Regions from separate parts of the Homo sapiens genome. Here region 2 is linked to region 1. Evidence: read pairs that join two places in POLR2A ChIA-PET (ENCODE). Cell type or tissue: Panc1. All regions are shown on one strand.

Evidence for each region. Peaks named below come from ENCODE experiments on the same cell type or tissue, not always from the same donor. Only the 100,000 strongest peaks of a DNase experiment are listed, where the experiment ranks them.
Region 2: POLR2A ChIA-PET joins it to region 1 with 6 read pairs; 3 of 35 experiments call an interaction of 5 or more read pairs at or near these places.

The regions. Positions count from the first base shown.
Region 1 is chr5:40,134,355-40,142,354 of GRCh38, reverse strand. No RefSeq gene overlaps it. Among named protein-coding and RNA genes, the nearest start is that of LINC00603, 86 kb to the right of the region's middle. In Panc1, no CTCF peak of the experiment used is centred here; no DNase peak of the experiment used is centred here.
Region 2 is chr5:39,602,847-39,610,846 of GRCh38, reverse strand. No RefSeq gene overlaps it. Among named protein-coding and RNA genes, the nearest start is that of LINC02104, 86 kb to the right of the region's middle. RefSeq lists a silencer at 2,185-2,366. In Panc1, no CTCF peak of the experiment used is centred here; DNase peaks (open chromatin) are centred at 3,830, 4,616 and 5,276; H3K27ac peaks cover 704 bases.

The sequences.
Region 1 (8,000 bases):
GAAGATGGAGCCCCAGGGAAGAAAGTTTTGTGGTAGAAAAAGAGAATATGTAGGCTAATCCCAGAATAGTTCAGAAAAAAATTACAAGTGGGAACTGAATTTAAAGAAGTAATAACAAAATTGTGTGTCCTGGTCTGAGTCTATTGGATTTATTTTCCATCTTATTTCTTATTCATTTCCCAAGCCTCATTCCCTTTGTGTAGCTTTTCCTTGAAGAACTTTTCTTTTGTGTGATGTGAATAAAAAAGTAGTATGTAAGGCACTTTCAGGGAAATTCCCACTTTGAAAGGAAATCTTTCAGAGACTGTTAAGATAAATGACTGCATCCATAATAATGGAATTCCCAGGTCAGCAGCAGGCAAATACAGAAATCATTTTCAGGCAAAATTATTGCAAGGCTCATCAATTTGTACCACATATTTCTAGGCTGCCCTTGATTTGAACTTACAGACTTAATATAAATGCTTTGATTAAATTCAATTTAAGTAAAACGAATAAATAAAATAGAGCCCAGAAACTCCAGCTGAAATTATTTTTTCTGATCTGTACAATTTAATTTAGTGTTCAACTTAGTGACTTTTTTTCTACATGGGTGTAAAACTTATTTACTCCAAACAATGTAAATATATTTTAAAATGCATCTTAGATTTCAAATAATCTTTTCTTTCTTCTCTCTACAAAGTATCATGTTAACTCCTCTCCTGGGCACCATCTAATGGGCCTTTCTTCCTTTGAGTTCTCGTAACCTGCCCTTGTCCTTTATCATGGAAATCTCATTGTGAGCAGCATTTCCTCGTTTCTAGAACCGGAAATAATTATAGCTAATCATCTTTATTTTAAAAATCTATTTATAATGCTGGCACCTAGGCTTAGAGAATAGTTAAGTCACAGAGCCATTGGGAGAAATTCTCTAGGTATTTCACAAACTTCCCTCTGTTGGTTTTCCTTACTGGCTACTCTTACTTCCCAAACTACATTTTAAGTAACTTTAGCTCTCCTTTCACTGATTTTTCAGGTGTCTTGGCCTTTCCCTTCCTCTTTTTGCCTTTTTCATTTTTAATATTATATTCTTGGATTTTATCCCCTGGGAAGTATCTACTTATCAAGGCAAATTCTGCAGGAGTAACACCTAATAACTTCAAACACCACTGAGACCAAAAAGTGTGAGAGAGTGATTTCCCAAAGACCTTCTGATTCTTTTTTTTAATCTAAAAAAGAACGTTCTCATAAACAAATTATTTATATACTTGGAATGTGTTTCTCTAGGTATCTTTTACTATGATTTTAGCTTTTAAGAGGCCCAGGCAATGGTTATCTACCCTAATCATTTATTTAATCCTTGTAAAACACTTTATGTTTTTGTCCATCTAGTGTTATTCCAGTAATGGGATCATATTAAAAAAATCTCACAGATCATCTTCAGCCCTGCCACGCCCCAACCTCAGACAGATCCTTTTTTTTTTCACCCTCTTATATCAGGTAACTGAATCACCATTAACTTGATCAAACCATGATTGAAATCTTGAGGAATATTGGTCTTCTTTATCTCCCTTGCTCATCCCATTCAATCCACTGCCAAGTTCAGCTGAGTGACTCGCCACATGGGTGCCTTTTTCTTATGTCTGTGCTCTTATTGACAGTCCCATTCTCATCACCACAATTTGGACTCTCACCTTCTCTTGCCAGAATACTGAAAACTCATCTCTCTGCCTTGTCCCCTTTCTCCTCCCTTTGAAATATCTTCTTTCATACTGCTGTCAGAGTTTCTGTCATGTTGCTATGAGCCTGTAATTCTCATATTGTATATCCTGAATTAAAAAAAAAAAACTTCTTAGTTTGATAATTAAAACACTGATTATTCAGAGCTTTCTGATGTCTTCTCATGGTATTGACCTACACAAATGGTAAAATCAAACAGCAGGTCTTCCCAAAACATGCACTGGTGCTCGTGCTCTTGTAGATACCCTTTCCATGACCACTTGCCCCTTACTTTATGGACTATTCCAAGTCACATTTTATTTATGATTTCCTTCTGGCTACCACTTTTACCACCTGTGCTCCCATTACTTCCTATGGGTGTAATAGCCTTCAGAGAGGATGTACATTATTGGTTCAGACAGACCTGAATTCAAACCCTAACCCTGCCTATGACTAATTTCAAAACTTTGAAAAAAATGTATATCTCTTTTTGGCCTTCTATTTTTTAAAAAAAATCTGTAAAATCGATACACAGTATTTTATTTTAATATAAACATTAAATACAATCATCTATATATAACACATATATACACCTAGAATATATTAGAAATTCTAAACACATTGCTCTTTTTGGTGACTCTTCTTTGATATTAATTAAACCCTTTTGCTTGTATTCTAGCCATTTGAAATCTCGGTTCATCCTCTACTCATCTGTACATTCATTGAAGTCATTACTTATTTTTGGATCCATAATGGATTTTGGATCCATCCATTACTTATTTTGGATAGCAACGTACCTAAATCAGGAGATTATGCACAGTACTGAACCTGATTTTTGAGGTTGAATTAGATCCCCCAGTGGATTTAACATTTGTGAATATATAACAACACATGGTCTGGCCACTTGTCATCTCCTAAGTCTGACAGGTTTCTGTTAACCACAACTAAAAGTGGTTACCTGAACTGATACTCTCTATAAGCATATATGATCAAATGTATAAAGAGAGACCAAGAACTCAAAAATATGGGAAAACAATTAGAGAACTGGAAAAAAAGATAAGCAAGCATGAAGTTGGACCATTGTCCCTGGACTTTGCCCTAACTCATACATTCAGGATGAGTCATGTTAGGAAAAATAATTTCAAAATTATTTAACTTAAGAATAAAAGTTTAAAATAAATTTTCAAATTTCAAAACAAAATTATTTACACAACAGAGACAATCAAGGTGGGGTAGTGATCAGAAGCTCCTCTGCTGCTATTAGAACTGCACTGACTCGAAGGCTCGAAAGAGAGAGAGAGCGAGAACAACACTTTAGATAAAAAAGAATTCAATAACACCATGAAACAAACATGTTCTAGAACATATTTAGTGGCAATAAGTATTCCATCTAAAACATTTGTGTTTCACATACTTTTGAAATGAGAGGTTGTAAAACTGCGTTACCTGAAAAAGAATTTTCTACAGTTATCTCCAGGTTTTTTTGGGGAAAACAGAAACCTCTATGAATTTTCTATGCTAGTCAAAGCTATGAAGGATATTTGGGACTTTTTTTTCTAAACTTTATGTGAAAATCCCAGAATAAACATTTACTATTAGGAGAGTCAAATCATTTATTTTCACATGAAAGAGATTAAGTAAAGCAGAATCTTTGATGGTCTGCTGTGAATTCTTCGCAGTGATTGAGAAATTTCTGAAAACCACTTCCAAATCAATTATAATATTAAGTAAACTTTGGCTTTAGGAGTAAGAGAGAGAAGGTCTGCGTCCATGTTGGGAAAGAATAGATATGCCCACAATAATTAGTCTATTACTTGTTTGAAAAGGGTGATTTCCTCGTCATTTCAAAGTATTAAGCAAATAAGGACATATTGAGTATGTAATTCATGGAAAAATAAGAAACTTCTTACAGTATGATTCCTAAAGGATTATGATGCATTATCATTTGGAGTTGGTATGAAGCTTATCTTTTTGGGGTTTCCAATTTTAATTTCCATTTGTGGAGCTTAGATTTTTTTTAATGTGCCTTATATTTGGCACATTAACTTAAGACAGGTTACCAAATACTGACCCTGAAATAGCCTTTCCAGTAAGTCTCATTTTTGTGGAAAAGGATCCTGATCAATAAAATAAAACACATATGCCTAGAAGTTGTAAAACTGCAGCTATGATTTGGAGTCTTAAAAGCTTCATGACATTGGTCTGGGCAATGATTTTTTGGCTATAATCCCAATGTACAGGTACCAAAAGCAAAAATATGTAAATGGGGTTGCATCAGACTAAAAAGCTTCTGTTCAGCAAAATGAATAATTAACAAAGTGGGAGATGTGATTTCTATATTCTGCTTCACACCCTTATAGAAAGTAGTCTTGGAATCATCGCATGCCTTTGTTTTCAAACTCCTTGTCAGTAATACCTCTATAGCTCTCTTTTTACTACTTCCTGAAGGAAAATGACCGTTTTTTCATCTTATGAATAACATTTCCCTTTTTATTTATAAGAACACAAAATACTTCTTAACCACTTTGTGCTTTATTTCTCTTCAGAATTTTTCTTATTGCATATTGCTGGATTCTGAAGTCTTATCACTAAATAACTTTTAGACATCAATTGATATGGAATAAAAGAAAGAACTGTGGCCATAGAAATGCTGCTTAGATCTCTTGGTTTCCATCTTTTGCCATCTTACGATAGTACTAATAACTTTGCTCTGTCCATCTCAGCAAGGACACAGTGAAAACCATAGGTGTGAAAAGGTGTTGAAAAACTGAACAACAATATAAACATTAAAGTATTTTTTCTTTAGATTCATGCATTTTAGCATTTGTAACTTGAACATGCTTCCTTCTCTTACAAAACTGTTTTTATCACGAAACATTATCCCTCTTCTCTTTTTGATTTGCATAAAATGTGCATCTTTGATCAATCTAATTTTTTATATTTACTTTCCTGTTGAAAGTGAATATAGCCAGATGCCGTGGCTTGTGTCTGTAATCACAGCACTTTGAGAGGCTGAAGTGAGAGGATTGCTTGAGCCCATGAGTTTGAGACCAGCCTGGGCAACATAGTGAAACCTCGTCTTTACTTTAAAAAAGAAAAAGAAAAAGAAATCTTAACAAGGTATGGTGTCATGTAGGAAAGGGAAGGGCAGGGAAGGGACAGAAAGGGAAGGGAAGGGGGGAGGAGAGGAGAGGAGAGGAGAGGAAAGGAAAGGAAAGGAAAGGAAAGGAAAGGGAGAAAGTGAATAGCAAGATAAAAATACATTCTATGCAAACATTAAAAAAAAACTAGAATGGGCTAAGGATCAAAATGGAAATTTTGCTACACATACTTTTAATTTTTTCTGTGAAGTTCAACCCATAATTCCTGGAATATAAATCTTTTTTTCTTTTTGTAGAATACAAATCTTGATTCAAGTTAAGAATTAGGGTGTAGGGTGTAGGTTAGGGTGGTAGGGGGAAATAGAGGAATCTCAAACTAGAGGGCCTTTAATGTGTCTGGGGGCTGAGCACTGGTAACCTTATACAGGATATTTCTTTAGCCTTGGCCTAGTTTTCCCACTTCAGCATGATGGATAATTCTTCATATTGGATAATTCTTATAGAGAGGAGCTGTCTTGTGCATTGGAGGATATCAAGATCTCTGTATTTTAACCTATTATTTGCCAGTGGCACTTCATTTTACCCCAAAGGAGACTCTCAAACATGTCTTCAGACATTGCCAAATGTCCTCTGCAGGGTGATAATCTTCTCCATTGGGAACCTTTGTGTTAGGGCAATTTTAATCTGCAATGAAAGGTTACACATACCTTTTGTTTCTCAGCTGGTTTTATGATTGAGAAACAATACAAGACAATTCAAGCGAATTGCTACTCATTTATTATTAAAGATAATTGATGATATGTACTTTTGGGAAGATGGTGTCCTAGTACAGCACTTTCGCTAATGTCTACTATATATAAATGAACCTCATGAAAACGTATTACACTATGACAAAAACTTGCATCCCCAAACCAACTATATTCTAACTTCTCACGAGCAGCTGTGAACTCAAACATGAGCAAAGGTAAACAATTTTGATAGACCTCTAGCTAGGATTCTCATCTTTTATATTCTGACTAACTCCTTTCTGAAGAATTTCCTTGACTCTTCTGGATTTTATTGTACTTTTTCTTACTGTAATTAACACCTGGGCCTTGGGCATTGATTAGATATTGCCTTATATGATTTGCTAATAGTACAATAAATGTGAGAGGTGCTTCCCAGTGGGATTACAAGCTCTCTGAGGGCAACATACTTCTCTTTTATCTTTCACAACATCCAGTACAGTGTCATCGTCATTAATACTGAGTATAATTGTTGGAGTCAAACAGATGTGGGCTCTACTCAGGGTTCTATCAACCCAAGGCTGGGTAAATTTGCACAATTCAGTTTCCCCAAGTAGAGTAGCCACATGTTTGAGTTCTATACCTAACTTCCATGCATTTGAAACAACTCTTTAATTAGAATTCAACTTCTTATCTAATTTTCCAACTTGCTTAGACAGAAAGAATACAGTGATGATGCTAACTTGGTTGTCAAGATCCATAACTGATACAAAATTTATTGTGAATTAATATTTAAGCACCCTAAATTTGTACATCCATATCTTGTGAGCCTATTTCATATAATACAGTGTTTAAAGTGGCATATTAAATGCTTATAGGTTTATTAATCTGAAAAATCAAGAGAATTGAATTAGCCTTTCTCTGAATGTGAAATTTCTCTGAATGTGAAATTTTCAGAGCTGCAATTCTGAAAATCCATTCCTTTGTATTTCAAAAGACATTTAATATTCAGTAAAATATGAAAATGATAATTTCAAATTGGTACCTAAACCTATTACATTAATAAATATAGTTTTGAGAAGAAACATTAGCAGAATTGCATATTGATAATGTAACTCCTTATTTGACTTATGATTTTCCTTGTTACTTTAATAACAGTCATGCCTTATTTTGGGGCCACCATGTAGCCAGACTTTGAGTTCAGTCAGTTTTTGTGGCCTCCTCAATGTCATGCAGAAGTAAAAGCTGTGCTGATATTTGCAGTGATAGCACAGCATGTCTTTATTAACATCATCAATAAAAACAATAATTCCCTCAGTACTTACTGTGTGTCAGCTTCTACCCTAAACTCTCATAAATCACTTCATCAAATTTTCAAAACAACTATATGAGGTAGATATTGTCTGACTGTGCAAATAAAAAAACGAAAACATAGGAATGTGAGAAAACTTGCAAAACATCACAGTTAATGCCAGCACCCTAGAGTTGGGTTCTTTCAGTTTACCCAGCCATATTTCATAACATCAACTCCTTAGACTTCTAGGTCATGGGAAAATGCACTGGCTGTAGCTTGTAGAAAGTAACACAGTTTAAAAATGACTTATTGGCCATTTCTGACCTTTGCCCAAGCTTGCTTTTATCAGAAATTTCTTATTTTCTTTCCCTATCTAATGAATACTTTCTTCACATTAGAAAAATAAATCTAAAATGATGTGACCTGAGGTGGCTTCCTGGCAAGGCCTTCCAAACTGCGCTCCAGTGTTCTCTAAAATCTCCATGGAAGTGATTCAGTAGCCACTGGGATTAAGGGGCAAGAAGAGGAAAGTCAGGGAATCGGGTTACTCCTGTCCAGTACCCTTAAATAGCTTCACTTCTCTCTGTTTCAAATAGTAAAACTATCTATCTATCTATCTATCATCTACCTATCTGTCATTTGGGGAGAAAATAGCTATTTTTTTAAAAAGTTTCAAAGCCACTTCTCTTATTGACCTCTGCTTTTAACAGAGAAAGCTGAGGCCTATGGAATTTAGGCAATTGGCCCCAAATCTCACAGTTTGTTGGACGTCTCCTAACTTCATATCCAACCAATTTTGTCACCCCATACTGTTGGTCTAAAGGAGTATAGTGTAAGTGTGTTGTATGTGGCCCACTAGACCCTAGGCTGTCACTCTGCAGGCCTTCTCTGGGGTGACTGCTGATTCACCTAACCTCCATCTCTGCTGGAACAGTAGAGGCCCCTGGAGCTTGCTCTTAGGCTCAGCTTCTGCTTGCATGGGCCTGACATATGTTCTTTGTTCATTTTCTTTCTTGTCCACCTTCACTGATCTTTTTGACTTTCAACAAATTAGAAAAAAATAGATACCCACCCAGAGAACTAAGTTCTCCACGGGACAGGTTATATATGATTCAGCACCAACATATTTCTTTTTTTGAAAAATTTACTTGATAATTGACAGCAAACTTCTTAATCAGGAAA
Region 2 (8,000 bases), 530 kb after region 1:
GGGAGGGAGGGAAGGAAGGAGGGAAGGAAGGGAGGGAAGGGAAGGGAAGGGGAAGGCAGGGAAGGCAGGGAGGGAAGGAAGGGAGGGAAAGGAAGGGAAGGGAAGGGGAAAGCAGGGAAGGCAGGGAGGGAAGGAAGGGAGGGAAAGGAAGGGAAGGGAAGAGGAAGGCAGGGAAGGCAGGGAGGGAAGGAAGGGAGGGAAAGGAAGGGAAGGGAAGGGGAAGGCAGGGAGGGAAGGAAGGGAGGGAAAGGAAGGGAAGGGAAGGGGAAGGCAGGGAAGGCAGGGAGGGAAGGAAGGAAGGAAAGAAGGAAGGAAGGACAGACAGAGTGAGGGGACATCTTTCATGTGGAGCATTTTTTTATAAAAAAGAATAAAAGCTACTTTGGGAGGCCGAGGCGGGCGGATCACAAGATCAGGAGATCGAGACCATCCTGGCTAACACGGTGAAACCCCGTCTCTACTAAAAATACAAAAAAATTAGCCTGGCGTGGTGGCGGCCTCTTGTAGTCCTAGCTACTCCGGAGGCTGAGGCAGGAGAATGGAGAATGGCATGAACTTGGGAGGTGAAGCTTGCAGTGAGCCAAGATTGCGCCACTGCACTCCAGCCTGGACGACAGAGCGAGACTCCGTCTCAAAAAAAAAAAAAAAAAAAAAAAAAAAAAAAAGGAATAAAAGCTTTTAAATTCCCTTGAGGTTAGATAACTATCATCAGCAATAAGTATTGATCAGAATATATCCAAATTTGCTTTTGTAACTTATAAATTCTTCACAAGTTGACCCAAAACTTATTTCCTTCTCTGCTCCAGCAGCAAAGAACTACCCACCATTCCTCAAACGGTTTTTCCTGTCTAGGAGCTTTGCACATATCGCTCCCTCTGCCAAGCACGCCTACGATTGCATTTCTCTCTACTGTATAGACTATTCCCATTCTACACAGTGCAAGCCAAAAGTGCCCTCCTCTGTGAGACCTTTCTCAATTTAGTTGTTCTCCAATGTCCCGAGCATGTCCATATTCCTTAAGTCCTGCCTCTACCTCAAGAACTGTCATAATTCCAAGTCTCTCCAATGTCCGTGTGGTTGGTTGTATCATCCAACAAGCTAGTTTTATGCTTCTTTGACTTCCTAAACTCCAATCATATTCACATTTATTTTATATCATCCACCCTCATCCAGGGCAGCAACATTACTTGCTTCACCTCTGAAATCTTATATTCTAATATCTTCTTTCTGACTCTACTTCCTCCTCTCTCAATCCCAATGTAACAACATTTTAATCTCATTAAATGTTGACCTTCTGTGTTTGATTATTCTGTTAACACCATCCTGGCTATTGTCACATCCCATCCTTGCCAAGTGTCAACCCCATGGTGCAAATCTATAGGTATCTGAAGGTGCAAATCTGAAGGTATAGGCAAAAACATTTGCCTAAACCTTCAAATGCTTTTATTTAGACACGTTCACCCTACAAATTTTCAGCCAGTAATTCTGTAATTTGCCTCATTTTGTTGTAATATAATGTTGTGAGGATTTTAGGAGAAAAACCATAATTTTTTTTAACTTAGGATACTCTTACCTGCAAGCAATGAAAAATACAAGTGAAAAGCTTTGAATAAGAATGTTTACTATCTCTTATAACAAGAAGTCCAAAGGAATAGTGCTTCTAGGGTTGGTTAATCAATTGTTATCTTGGCTTGATTTGGGCTCATGCCTTCAATATTGCAAAGTGACTGCTACTGTTCTATGTATCACAAGCAGTTATGACAATATTCAGACAAAAAGACAGGAGTTTGCTCCTATTCATCTGTTTGAATAAGGTGAAAATCTCTTCCAAAATTCCTACAGGGCATTTCCCCTAGGGTTTCAGTGGCCAGGTTTGGATCATAAGCTCTTGATACAAATGCAAAGGAGGCTGAGAAAGCAAGGATCTAACATTTTTGTAGGATTTCGGCTTTGTCATTGATATAATTAATATTGATGCTTATAAATGTATAGTCTCCATCTAAACTGGCCCTTCAATGCTGCCTGACAGTAGTTCTGCTTGGCCCAGTGCTTCTAAAACTTTAATGAACATGCAAATCACCTGTGGATATTTAAAAATGCAGATTGGTAATCCCAGCACTTTGGGAGGCTGAGGCGGGCAGATCACGAGTTCAGGAGATCGAGCCCATCCTGGCTAACATGGTGAAACCCTGTCTCTACTAAAAAAATTAGCCGGGCATGGTGGTGGGTGCCTGTAGTCCCAGCTACTTGGGAGGCTGAAGCAGGAGAATGGCGTGAACCCGGGAGGCGGTGCTTGCAGTGAGCTGAGATCACACCACTGCACTCCAGCCTGGGCGACGGAGTGAGACTCCATCTCAAAAAAAAAAAAAAAATTAATAAATAAATGCAGATTGGATTCAGAAGGTCTGGGAGGGGGCCTGAGATCTGCATTTCTATCAAGCTACTACAAAGGGATGCCAAATTTACTTGACTGATAACCACACTTTCAGTTACAAGACTCTTTCCACTTCTACTTCAAATATTCTTCTTCACGCTCTACTAGCCTAGCATCATCCCCATTACTCTTAGGAAATGACCTCATTCCTTATTTCACAAAAAATTACAAAACAAAACAAAACAAAAAAACCTCATAAGACAGAGAACTCTCGATTTAAGAGGTAACACTTTATGAGCACCAAGAGAATTGGCCTTGTCATTAAACAGTTGAAGCTTCCAACTCCGGATATACCACTTACTCTCCTGCGATATTTCGCAATATCTTAACCTTTCTGAGTCCCAGTTTCTTAAGTTATAAAATGAAAATAGTAATGCCAAAATCTTGGTATTTTTGAGGATTAAGTGAGATCATGTAAATGTGTTCCATTTAAGTGTTTTTTTGTTTTTTGTTTTTGAGACAGAGTTTTGCTCTTGTTGCCCAGTCTGGCAATGGAGCAATCTCGGCTCGCTACATTCTCTGCCTCCTGGGTTCAAGCAATTCTTCTGCCTCAGCCTCCCGAGTAGCTGGGATTACCGGCATGCGCCACCACACCTGGCTAATTTTGTATTTTTAGTAGAGACAAGGTTTCTCCATGTTGGTCAGGCTGGTCTCGACCTCCCAACCTCAGGTGATCCTCCTGCCTCGGCCTCCCAAAGTGCTGGGATTACAGGTGTGAGCCATTTAAGTTTTTTAAGAATAAACAACAAAAACAACTAACACAAAAAAAGAACTGGAAGGATATTAAGTGATACATTATTTGACATCTGTTTTGACTGTAAAGGAAAACCTAAAATAAATTTTTCTCAAGCAAGTTAGTAACTCATTACTCTCTCACATTCAAGGGTTTGGAGACATCCTGTCAAGACTATCATGGCACTCCACAGTGCCAGGAACTCAGGCCAGGATTATTCTACCTACTAAGGATATATAATATGTTTCAAGCAGACTTGGAGATGGACTCAGTATTCTACTGGGCTTACTGTGAAATAGAATTAGATCTAACCTACATCTATCAGCTCACTTCACAAGGCTCCACTTTTCCTGATTGGCTGTGTTGTTCTAGGTCTCAGGAACCAGAATTGATTAAGAGTCTGTGACCAATTCAACCCAAAGGTAGGTTCCTTTTCCCAGTGCGTGTTTACTCTGATAAATGGATGCATTAGAGAATAGTACAAAGAAAATTTACAGAAAGTACTTATGAAGTGAATGATCCATCCTGCTCAACTTCTTTCTAATTGAAGGGATGCTAGGTCTGGATTTTGGGTGAAAGATTTTGACTTCATATCATGATAGCTCATGTCAGGTCTCTGGAGGTCAGATTGGAGTCCTTTCAGTTATACTGAAATCAAGTTTAACACTGGTGGTTTACGTATATATTTCAGTCCTATGTTCAGATTTCTCTCATTACTACTATATGCATTCTGTCTGCTTTGATAAGCATAGCCCATCCACTGTCTGGGGTTTGGAACTGAATTTGTGTCTGCAGCTTGGGATTATTTCCTCCCATTAAAATATGAATACCAACTTCAATAGCATTCTCTACGAGTACCCATAGACAAGAGAAAACAGCCAATAAAATGGTTTGAAAAGCTGAGAAACATTCCACTGACGTATATTATAACATATATATCCATATTAATAGAGGGAACTATCTATGAGACAAATGTATCAATCCACAACCAATTGAAAAATACAATAGTCCTTTACAATAGCTCATTTGAAGAGCATTACTCCTGTATTTATTCATCCCCCAAGGCTCCACAAACTCCAGGTTATAAAACTTTAAGAAGAAAATCAGACATTGGCAAACGTGATTAAATACATTTGTTTCTTTACTTGAAATATAGTGTTTTCTCACCATTTGTGTACTTAACATTTCGTGTTTCAGCTATTCATAAGCAACCCAGAAAGTCCATGGCATGCAGTGCTTTGTCATTTTGCTGAGGTAACCATTTGAATTTTGCTTTGGTGTGCCAAAATGAGTCACTGCCTGATACATAAACCTTTTGTGACCACCCAACATTCATTACAGTGTGACTCTGTTACATTTGACTCCTTGTCACCTACATAAACTGAAAATTTTGCATTAACATTATATTAAACAGTATCTGAACTTATCAGGAGCTTCTTTCAAATGCCTCTTAAAGTAAACATGAATTAAAAAATTATCACAGTCAACATTAAGTAAACAGTCAGGATGGAAGGAGATATTTAAATAATGTCAGATTTATGACATAGCAGGCAAAGCAAACAAAAACATACACTCCAGAGAATGAGAAGACAAGTCAGAGGCTGAAAGAAAATATTTGCAAAAGACATGTCTGATACAGGACTGTTTTCCAAAGTATATAATGAACTCTTAAAGCTCAACAATAAGAAAATGAACAACCCAATTATGAAATGGGCAGAAGCTGTGAACAGATACTTCACCAAAAAAAGATTCATGAATGGCCCAAAAACGCATATTAAAAGATGCTCATCATCATATGCCATTAGGGAATTAAATCAAAACTAAGTGAGATATCACTACACACTTATTAGAATGGTGAAAATCCAGAACACTGAAAACACCGAATGCTGATGAGGATGTGGAGCAACAGAAAGTATCATCTGTTGCTGGTGTGAATGCAAAATGACACAGCCATTTTGCAATATAGTTTGGCAGTTTCTTACAAAGCTAAGCATACTCTTACCATATAATTCAGCAGTTGTGCTCCTTGGCATTTACCCAAATCAGTTGAAAACATGTCTACACAAAAACCTACACACCGATATGTATAACAATTTTATTCATAATTGCCAAAACTCAGAAGCAACCAATGCTCTCTTCCTCAGGTGCTATGGTTTAAATGTGTCACCCAAAGTTCTTACGTTGAAAACTTAATCCAAAATGCAACAATATTGGGGGCTGGAGCCCAATAAGAGGCAATTATGACTCCTTCATAATGTTGTAATCACGGAGTGGGTTAGTTATCGCGAGAGTGTGCTTGTTCTTGCTCTTATGCTTTCTTGCCCTTCTGCCTTCTGCCCTGGGATGACTCAGCAAGAAGGCCGTCATCAGATGTGGTCCATCTACCTTGGACTTTCCAGCCTCCAGAACTACAAGAAATATAGATCTCTTTTTTTTTATAAACTGGCCAGTCTGCAGTTTTCCATTATGACAACACAAAACAGACTAAAACCATAGATGAATGAATAAATATACTTTACACATTTATTCATGTAAATATGAATAAATATTTATTTATTTATCCAATGTTCTGGATGTACATCAATCCTATAAAAGAAATGAGCTATCAAGCCATGAAAAGACATGGAGGAACCTCAAATGCATATTACTGAGTGAACAAAATCCACTCTGAAAAAGCTACATACTGTATGATTCCAACTATACGACATTCTGGAAAAAAACAAAACCATGGAGGTGGGAAAAAAGATCTGTGGTTGCTAAAGATTAGGAGAAGGAAGGCATAAATCAACAGGGTGCAAGGATTTTTAGGGCAGTGAAGCTCTTCTGTGTGGTACTACAATGGTGGATGCCTGTTATTATATGTTTGTCAAAACCCATAGCATGTGCAATAGCAAGAGGGAACTCTCATGTAAACACTAGGCTTTGAGTGATAATGATGTGAGAGTGTACAGTCACAGAGTAAGACAAATCTACCACTCTGGTGCAGGGTGTTGATATTCCGCGAGGCTGCGTATGGGGTGGGGTGAAGGACAGAGTGTATATGAGAACTCTCTGTACTTCCTGCTCAGTTTTCCTGTGAATCTAAAACAGCTGTAAAAATAAAGCCCACTTATAAAGACAGACGTGGAGAATTTATTCAAATTAATTTACAAGCACATTAAGAAATAGTTCCACAGTTTAGACTAGCAGTTACAAAGAAATCTTTAAATGGAAACTCCTTTATTTAGGGTGTGGCCATAGGAACAAATGCATTATTTTTTTAAAATAAAAAAGTATACTTTATGTAACCAGTTAATTGGCAACCCACTCTCTAGAAATGGGCCTGACAAGCTCAACGTGGAGGATGTATCAAGTAATGTGTTCCGTTGGCAAAATTATAGGTTCATTTACCAAAGGTTAACAACTATATTACAATGCCAAAAGTTTTGTTTCAATTAAAATAGTTGAATATTATTAATTCCATAAGTTGTCCACAAGTAAAAATGATGTTTAACTGCCAGTGTTGCCTTTACTGAAAGGAAGATAACTCTCAAAGATAATTCTCAAATTTTGGTGCCTGACACTGGTTAAAATTGGCACGAAGATTTTGACATAAATATTTTTTACCTTTTCTGGCTTGTTTCTAATCCTGATTTGTCATTTTTCTTAGTGGCTTATCATTTAATATTTGTCAGAGTTCAGTGGGTGTTATTTCTCTGTCTCTTTCTTATTGTTAATTCTTACATTCCACATATAACTTCAAATAGCTCATTCTCATAAAATAATTTTCTGATGTAAATATTCTGGCAGAGAATAAATTAGTATATGGGAATTCGGTAGTCATTTTTCTACAACAACCAACTTATAGTCTTCCATTTTATTACCTCTTTTATCCAAATTTAAATAAATTTTGCTGAACAAAACATTTAGAATTAGATTCAATAAATCAAATCATTATAATATTTTGTCATTGTTGACTTTAGAAGAGTCCAGGGCATGGAGAAAAAGCAAGGAACTTTGTGTGATAAAAGTAACAAACTTGAAACTTCTTAAATATTAAATAATTTATATTTATATTTTTAATAATTTGGGCAATTATTTGGGAAAATTAAGTCAGATTTTTTACCTCATGCTATTAAAAAAGGTGACGTAAGTATTTGTATGTGTGACTGGATGAATAATATCTCTAAATATACCCAGGTTCTAATCTTTGGAACCTGAGAATGTTACTGTATATTGCAAAAGGGACTTCACAAGGTGATTAAGTTAAAGAGTTTGAGATGGGGAGATTATCCTGGAATACCTAGGGATGTCCTATATGCAATCACAAGTGTTCTTATAAGAGGGACGCAGAGGAAGATTTGACTACAGAAGAGATGGAGCTGTGACAATGGAAGGAAAAGACCAGAGTGTTGTGAGGAAAGGATCACAGGCTAAGGAAGCACGCAGCCTCCAGGAGCTGGAAAAGGCATGGAAACAACTTCTCCCCTGAACCTCCAGAAGGAACCAGCCTTGCCTACCTGCCCACACCTTCAGCCCAGTGAAACTGATTTCATGCCTCCTGCCTCCAGAATTGTGTTGTTTTAAACCACCCAGTTTGTGGTAATTTGTTTCAGCAGCCATAGGTAACTAAAACCATATGCAAAAAGAAAGATATGTAGTTTTTTCTGTGTGTGTATATTTATATATAATTGTATATGTATACATACACACACACCAAATACATATGGTATGCACATTGAAGCAGTTGAGAGACATAACTGATGTCTATGGCCCACTTCAAAATGCATAAAAGTGATTGATGTGATGGATAAAGGGATGGAAAGATGTACAGATACATTTAAAAAGTCAGTA